2 separate regions of the Homo sapiens genome follow, and region 2 is linked to region 1. Evidence: chromatin loops called from intact Hi-C (ENCODE). Cell type or tissue: heart right ventricle. All regions are shown on one strand. Each heading gives the region's core, and the rest is flanking DNA. Links, peaks and the distances in the headings are about the cores only. Region 1 overlaps TRG-AS1 (T cell receptor gamma locus antisense RNA 1). Region 2 has its middle 44 kb from the start of STARD3NL.

Region 1 (4,395 bases), core at 136-4,135:
CAAAAGAAGAAAATAACAAAACAAAACAAAACCCGTGATCCTCTCTGTAGGCAGCGCACTCACCAGGAGACAGGAAAGCTAGAAGCACCGCTAGGGCCCACCGCATGCCTTCCTCTCTGGGGCCTTGGAAGGAAAGGGACCAGATGAAGAGGAGCAGAAGATCCTCTTAAAACTCAGGCCCCACTCAACAAGGAAGTGATCCCTAGCACAGAAGACAGTAAGAGGAGCTGGTCTTCCTGAGTCACAGGCAGGGAGAAGTGACTGAGGATGTGTCTTAGGGGACTCCCAAGCCTTCCTCCCAGAAGCGGTGGTTCCTGGGAGGACCTGCAGAGGAGCTCCTGCCTCTCTGCTCAGGCCCGTTCTCCATCGCCCTCTTGTGGCAGCTGAGAGCAGGCCCTCTTCAGGAGAGAGCCAGGGGCATGGATTGCTCAGGCCCACAGCAGAGGGAGTGCAGATGTGGGGGAAGCTGACCCTGGCGCTAGCTGGTCATGGCCCTTGGGAGAGGGCAGTCCCACAGCAGGCTCACATCCTGCACTTCAGAGTTTCAGCAGCCAACGCAGCTGCCAGAACCTGGTCCTGCCAGGAAGCTTCTGATTAGGGCCCTGAACCACCTTCCTTTTCACATTTGCAAGTCCACATTTGCAAGTCCACCCAGGGCCATTCTGAGAAGGCTTGAGCCTGCTTTATTAACAGGACTGAGGGTCAGGCATGTTGGTTTGCCTTGGACTCTACTCAAATAAAAACAACGGCAGTGGCTCTCACTAACCATCGGTAGGACATTTTAAGCACCAAAAGAATAACACCTACACAAATTCTTGAAAAACATAATATAGCAAAATAAAGTCTCCTCTGGAGGTTGCTAAGACACCATCTCATTCTGAAAACAGAAAAGAAAATAATCAAGCATTTACCTTGCCATTTCTGTACAAACATTTTAGAATACCACAGAGCTTAAGAATGAAAGTTCTTTTTTTTTTTCTTTAGATAGATAGAGTCTCGCTCTGTGTCTCAGACTGGAGTGCAGTGGCACAATCTCAGCTCACTGCAATCTCCACCTCCGGGGTTCAAGCAATTCTCCTGCCTCAGCCTCCCAAGTAGCTGGGATTACAGGCACGCGCCACCACACCTAGCTAATTTTTATATTTTTCATAGAGATGGGGTTTCACCATGTGGGCCAGGCTGGTCTTGAACTCCTGACCTCAAGTGATCCACCCACCTCGGCCTCCCAATGTGCTGGGATTACAGGTGTGAGCCACTGTGCCTGGCCGAATGAAAGTTCTTTTGTGGAAGTATTACAACCAATAAATTTAGGAGAAATGTTAAAATGAGAATATTAGCATTATGCAACCGTAATGATATGTTGAATTTAGACAACTACCATGAATTGCTTTATAGCTTTCACGTGCCCTGGCTCTATTTCTCTCTCTACTATTCTATTTCTCTATCTCCTGCATTGCTTTCTATCACTATGTCCTTCCATCTCCGTCTTTATGTCCATATTTCTTTTTTCTCTGTCCCGTTTTTGTTCCTCCCTTTACATTTTTCCTTCTATAGCTCCCTCTTACAGCTCTCAGTCTCCTCTATTTTGCTTTAGTGCTCCTGTTTCTTACTCTGTTCATATCTTTATGTTTCTGTCTCTCTATCTGCCTATCTCTATTCATCTCTTTTTCTATTTCTCTATTTGTATCTCTCCTATCTATTTACTTTCTACCTCCTTCTCTCCTCCTCTCTTTCCATTTCTTCCTGTGGTCACTATAGCTCCTTTAAAGTCTTTGTTATTCCAACACCTGTGTCGTGTCAGGATTAGCATCTGTTGTTTGGCTTTTCCGTTTGGAGATGCTAAGATTTTCCTCGTCCTCCACATGCGGAGTAATTTCGGATTAAATCCTGTACACTTTGAATATCATGTTATAGAGCTCTGGGCATTGTTTAAATATTACACAGAATGTGGAGGGGGTTTTTTTGTTAGCAGGCAACTGACGCAGTTAGGGATTACAACTTCCTACTGGTGTTTGGTGGGCAGTTCCAGTCAGTTCCGTTTTCCAGCCTTTGCAGTACTTGTCTTGTCAGACCTGTCCTGTGTGTGCGCCACCCAGTGGCCATTCTAGGACCTGGGCAGTGCCTACTCCTGCTTCGGTTTGCAAGGCCTTTGGCTTTGGAGCTGTTTAGGGTCACGTTTATGCATGCACAGCTAGTGGGTGAGCCCAGGAGTCCAGACATCATTGCATGATGTTTCTTGCTTAATCTTCTTTCTCTCTGCAAGCTCTGCAATACTTTCTAGTTCACAGGAAATGCCCCTCCAGTCGTCTGGCCAGACAGGTGTGGCTTTAGCACACTGCATTTCCCACCATTGTGTCTCCCTCCAGGGCCAAGTGGTGAGAGGATAGAGAACAAAAACCACCAGGATTCTCTCTCAGGGCCACAGCTTCCCTGGTCAGAGAGAAGGATCCCTTTCCTAAGAGCTTTAGGCTCCTGGCTCACCATAGCTGCTGCCACTGCCACTCAGATTGCCTGGGGGCTGCGAGAGAATGGAAAAGGACAAAAAACAGAAAACCAGGGCTCTCTGACCACAGAGAGTCCCCCTTTCTCTCTGTCCTCACCTGGTGTACAGTTCTGCATTTCAGATTATCTTTGTACATATACTCTGATTATCTGAGTACAGGCCAGGGGATAATTGAGGAAAAATAAATAAGAAACTTACTGGGAATTCATAGTGCTTCACTTTCCGATTTCCTTCTCCAGTTGACTTGCTATCATTTATTTTTCAAAGTCCTCAGATTCAGGGTTCATAGTTGCATTTGTGAGCCAGACAAGGCAGTGTGGGCTCACTGCAAATTTTCCAGAAGTGGAACTCATTCTTGATAAGTCAAAGCTCCTTCGATTAAGAGGCGCCGTTTATGCCCCCCGCCTTTTTTTTTTTTTAAATACAAGAAGAACTCATAGGGCTCCAGTTCTGAATTGAGGCTTCAAGTGGCCTGATGTGCTTCTGCTAGCTCTTTGCTTTCTGTCATTGTCATTAGAACAAATCCAGGCTAGCCTGTTGGAGGATGAAACCCTGTGTGTAGTGGAGCTGATTTATTCAGACCCAGGCACTTTGACCAGGCAGTCCCCCTCCCAGCTAACCCAGCAGCTGCCTGACATGTGGCCAAGCCCAGCCAAGATCAGATGAGCTTGGTTTAGATCAGCAGAACAGTCTAGCAAACCTACGCATTTGTAAGAATTTGTAGATGATTATTGTGCTAAGCCACTGAGTTTGGGATATTTGCTACATGGCGTTATTGTGGCAATAGTATGGATAGACAGACAGACAGATAGAATATATGAAGAGAAAAGGAAAGCTAGAAATACATATAATTTTTTTTTTTTGAGACGGAATCTCGCTCTGTCGCCCAGGCTGGAGTGCAGTGACGCGATCTTGGCTCACTGCAAGCTCCACCTCCCTGGTTCATGCCATTCTCCTACCTCAGCCTCCCGAGTAGCAGGGATTACAGGTGCCCGCCACCACACCCGGCTAATTTTTTGTATAGAAATATATATAATATTTTATATATAACATATTATACATGTATAAATACATTTATGTATATTTTTACAATATATAAATATGCATATTTCTTTGTTTTTTCTCTTTATATATATTTTTCTATCTCAATATTTACCATTATTTCTGTATATTTATCTCTATCTTCCTAACACTGCCGCACTCTGTGTGTCCACGTGTATGCTTCTGTCTCCACAGGTCTATCGTTCTCTCTCTCTCCCTATCTCTCCCCCTAACTCCAGTTCTCTCTTCTTGTATCTTTCCCTATTTCTCTGTCTCTCTCCATCACTGTCCCTGTCCCTGTCGCTATATTTATATCACAGTTTCTCTCTCTTCTCTGTTGTTTTCTCTCTCTCCATCTTCCCTCCCTCTCTCGCTGTCTCTCTGTCCCTTTGTCTCTCACCCTCTCTCTGTGTTTTGTATTTCTTTCTCTGTTTTCTCTCTCTCTCCCCCGCCATGATAGAGAACTATACCTCTCCACGTGTCTCTGTCTCTTGCTCTTTTTGCTTGTATGGCCACTGTCCTAGTCATTTTCTTTCCTTCTCACTTCCACTCTGCTCTCTGTCCCTCTTCAACTTTCTACTTTCTGTTGCCGTCACTGTCTCTATATCATGCCCTCTCCCTCTTCATATGAACACTCTGTCCCCTCTTGTGTCTCTCCTTTTGTCTCTATCAAGTCCTCCTTGCCAGTCTTCTGGGGTCCTGAGGGTGTGATCTGCTCACTATGGTGGGAGAGAGGTGCAAACTCACAGATGTAAATGTTCTTCTGCTTCTCCTCGTAATTGTACCTTTACATATCAAGAGGTCAGCATTATGATGATGATGATAGAAGAATTGTTTAAAAAAATAGCACT
Region 2 (4,395 bases), core at 253-4,252, 240 kb before region 1:
GCTAAATATTTGTATTAAATTTACCATTAAAAGCTACAATTATAAAAATTAAAGCATAAAAATAAATGAATTAAATTCTAAATTGTAAAAGCTGGAGAAAGAAAGACTAATAAAGCAAACCAAAACAAAGCAGTTGGAAGGATATGTAAATACAAAAGTGGAAAATCATAAATTAGAAAATAGGAAAACAACAGGTATAATAAATCTATATGCTATGTTTTAACAAACAATAGAAAATGACTAGATAATCTAATCCAGAAAAAAGGAGATAGCACAAAAGAATGAAAGATAGAGGAAATAAAAATTAGAAGAGAACATTAAAATCATGAGCAATTTTTACATCTGGGAAGATAGAATAGATATACTTTTTCCTATTCTTCCTACTCAGTCCAGCTAAAAATCCTAGTTATCATATATAAAGCAAACATAGGAAGAATCTGGACAGTGGAGAGAAGATAAAATGGCTAGGGACCTTGGGACCCAAGCAACAACAAAGTGGTGCATTCCCCAGGTTGCGTTTGCTTCATATATCCGAGATTTTGAGCTGGAGAAATTGGCAACGAAGAAATGCCAAGGAGTGTGAAGAGAAAAAGTACTAACAAAACCTGCTCTCTCTAGCCAGAGGACTAGGGACAACTTAGCCTAGACAGAAAACCTTAGACAATAACCATTCTACCTTAACCAAATACTACAGAAAACAACTGTGGTCCCACCTTTGCCAGTTGTATTAGTCTGTTTGCATTGCTATACAAGAATACCTGAGACTGGGTAATTTATAAAGAAAAGAGGTTTATTTGGCTTATGGTTCTGCAGGCTGAAGAAGCATGGCACCATCATCTTCTCAGCTTCTGGTGAGGCCGCAGGAAGCTTACAATGATTGGAGGGGTGAAGGGGCAGTAGATATGTCACATGGTGAGAGAGGGAGCAAAACAGAGAGGAGGAGGTGTCAGTCTCCTTTTAACAACTAGCTCTCACAAGAACTCATAGAGTGAGAACTCATTCATCACCAAGGGGAAGGCACCAAACCATCTGCCTACATGACCTGAACACCTCCCACTAGACCCCACCTTCAATACTGGGGATTGCGTTTTAACATGAGATTTGGAGGAGATACACATCCAAATCACATTACCAGCAAAGGCAGTGATAGGGGTGTAGATTTTCACCCACATCAGGCACTCACAAGGCATTCCTAACACTCCATGGGGTGCTGTCAGAGAAGGCCAAGAAGGGAGCTGAAATTTTCATTTCTGAAGAGTGGTCATGGGACTCCCTTCCTTGAGGTATCAGTGGAAACCATGTGGGAAACCCAGACACCCACCCAGCAGGCACTAACAAAGTGCCATTCCCACTCTATGCTGCAGCAGTGTCAGAGAAGGGCTAGTGGGGAGTCAGGACTGCCACCATCACCCAACAGTAGAGAAGCCACCCTCTACCACCACTCCTGTGGTGTCAGTGGAAGACATATGATAGCAGAAATTAGGCACTCCTACTCCATCCAGCCATAAAGGTTTTAATGGAAACCTAGTGAGGAGCCAGAAATCCCATCCCCAGCCACCCAGCTGTAATAAGGAGTCATTCCCTCAGGTGTCAAAGGAGAGTGAATGGAGAACCTGGACGTCCACCATCTATCTGGAAGTAGTGAGGTAGCACCTTCCTGCCTTATTCTGCTAAGTTACTCAGCTAAAACAGAAGATTTAAATAAGATGTAGATTCTCAGAACATAATACACAAGATGTCCAGGTTCTGATTTTTAAAATCACAACAACCAGGAAGATATCAAACTGAGTGAAAAAGAAAATCAATAGATGCCACACAAGATGACAGAGATGTTACAGTTATTTGACAAAGATTTTAAACAAAAATCCCTTAATAGGCAATTATTAGCACATTTGAAATAAAATGAAATTTGAAATTTAAAAAATGGAAAGAAATGAAAGATAAAAATGAGAACTAAAAGGAAATTTCAGAACTGAAAAACGTAATAACTAAAATTTAAAAAATCAATAAATGGGCTCAATAACCATTCATTCTGAACAACAGAGAAAAGAGACTGAGGCGGAAAAAAGAACAGAGCCTTTAGGAAGCTATGGGATTATAATAAAAGGTCTTAAACGTTGCTATGATTAGAGTCCTGAAAGAAAAGAAGAAGTAAGCAGAGCTGAAAAAGTACTCAAAGAAACAACAGCTGGAAGCATCACATAAATATGTACAATTATTATGTGTCAATTAAAATCAAATAGAAAGTTTAAAAAATTTTAACTTAAAACAAGTACTTTTTTCATTAAAAAAGGAAATAATCGCTGAAAACTTTCAAAATTTGGCAAAACTATAACTCTACAGATTCCAGTGCTGAGTGAACCTCAGAGGATGAACTAAAAGAAATTCATGCCAAGATATACTGTAGTCAAACTTCTGAAAATTAAAGACAAAGTCTTAAAAGCAGTAAGAGATAAATGACAACTTACCTAAAGAAAAAGCAATTCAAATGACAGCAGATTTCCATCAGAAACCATGGAGGCCAAGAGAAAGAGACACAACATTTTTCAAGAGCTGAAAGAAAAGAGCTCTCAACCTAGATATCTCCATCCAGTGACAATATCCCCTTCAGGAATGAAGCAAAAATTAAGACATTGCCATATGAAGGTAAGCTAAGAGATGTTGTTGTCAGCCGAGTTATCCTAACTCCCCACTAGCCCTTCTCTCACATGAACTCATGGAGTGAGAACCCATTCATCACCAAGGGAAGGCACCAAAGCATTTGTAAAGGATCTGCCCCATGGATCCTTTGAAGGAGTAACTTTGAAACACCAGGAAAGAAGAAAGACCACAGTAAGTAAAAATATAAATACATTAAGTTTTCTTAACAATGTTTGATGGTGGAATCAAGCATGATAACACTGATGTGGTTTTAAATGTATGCAAAGGAAATATTTAAGGCAATTTTGTGATAAATAAGGGAGGGTAAACATATGTAAAGAGAATTGACTTCTATACTTCACTCAATGTGGTTAAAAATGACATCAATAGATTATGATATGCATATAAAATGTAATACTTGGATCAACCACTATAAAACTGTACAAAGAGATATACTAAACAGCAATATAGATAAATGTCTTAATCCATATGTGATACTATACAAAATACCATAGATTAAGTGGTTTATAAACAATAGAAATTTACTTCTTACCGTTCTGGAGACTAGAAAGTCCAAGATCAAGTCACTGGCAGATTTGGTGTGTAGTGAGGGCCAACCTCCTCATAACTTCTCAGCAAGGAAGGAACAGAGGGTATCTCTTGAATCTCTTTTAGAAGAACACTAGTACTATTCATGAGGGCTCCAGACTTATGACTTAGTTATCTCCCAAAGATGTCACTCCCTAATGCCATTGTCTTCAAGTGAGGATTTCAATACATGAATTTGGCCAAGGGACATAAACATTCAGACCATAGAAATAAATAAAAATTAAATTCTTAAAAATTTTCAAGTAACCCACAAGAAGTCAGAAAAAAAAGAAAACAAGAAATACTAAACAAAAAGAACAAAAAAAAACCAAAAAAATATAAAATGTCACACTGAAGCTCTCATACACCAATAATTACATTAAATGCAAATGATCCAAATATGTCAATTGAAAAATGGAGGTTGGCAGGGTGGACTGAAAAACATGTCCCAACTGTTTGCTGTCTACAAGAAATTCATTTCAAGTGTAAGAATATAGGCATGCTGAAAGTAAAAGCACAGAAAAAGATGTTGTGCAAATGTTAATTAAAGAAAAAGCAGAGTTAGCTGTATTAATGTTAGATAAAGTAGACTTCAAAGCAAAGAAAATTGCCAGAGACAGAGAAGAACATTTCAAAATGATAGAAGGGTCAGTCCACCAAGAAGACATAGCAATCCTAAATGTAGGTACATCAAAACAAATAAACAAGCAAACAGAAAAAAAACTGATAGCGCTGAAATGAGAAATAGATGACTCCACAATAATTATTTGAAACTTCAGCACTCATCTCTTAAAAATTGAAAAGTAAATAAATAAATGAAGCTAGCAGGGATATAGAATAACACCATCATCCAAAAGTATGTAATCAACATTTATAGAAAATTGCACCCAACAACATTAGCATACACATTCTATTCAAGTGCAGAAGGCACATTTATCAAAATAGACTATATTCCAGACTATAAGACGAACCTCAATAAATTTAAAAGAATTAAGATCATACAGAGTGTTTTCTCTGACCACGTTAAAAATAAAACTAGAAATTAATAACAGAAAGATAATAGGAAAATCTCCAAAGCCTTGGAAACTAAATAACACACTTCAAAACAATTCATGAATAAAAGAGGAATTCTCAAAGGAAATTTTTAAAATGCATTAAAATAAATGA

Evidence for each region. Peaks named below come from ENCODE experiments on the same cell type or tissue, not always from the same donor. Only the 100,000 strongest peaks of a DNase experiment are listed, where the experiment ranks them.
Region 2: it touches region 1 in a loop (3-fold over the local background); 1 of 110 quality-filtered maps calls a loop at or near these places.

Annotation. Positions count from the first base shown.
Region 1 is chr7:38,367,950-38,372,344 of GRCh38, forward strand. All of the region lies in intron 3 of TRG-AS1 (T cell receptor gamma locus antisense RNA 1), which reads left to right. It also overlaps TRG and the pseudogene TRGV1. Among named protein-coding and RNA genes, the nearest start is that of TRG-AS1, 29 kb to the left of the region's middle. RefSeq lists enhancers at 132-221, 2,206-2,255. In heart right ventricle, for the core only: CTCF peaks have their summits at 386 (motif pointing left) and 2,107 (motif pointing left); DNase peaks (open chromatin) are centred at 382 and 2,092; H3K4me3 peaks cover 381 bases; H3K27ac peaks cover 2,138 bases.
Region 2 is chr7:38,132,521-38,136,915 of GRCh38, forward strand. No RefSeq gene overlaps it. Among named protein-coding and RNA genes, the nearest start is that of STARD3NL, 44 kb to the right of the region's middle. In heart right ventricle, for the core only: no CTCF peak of the experiment used is centred there; no DNase peak of the experiment used is centred there.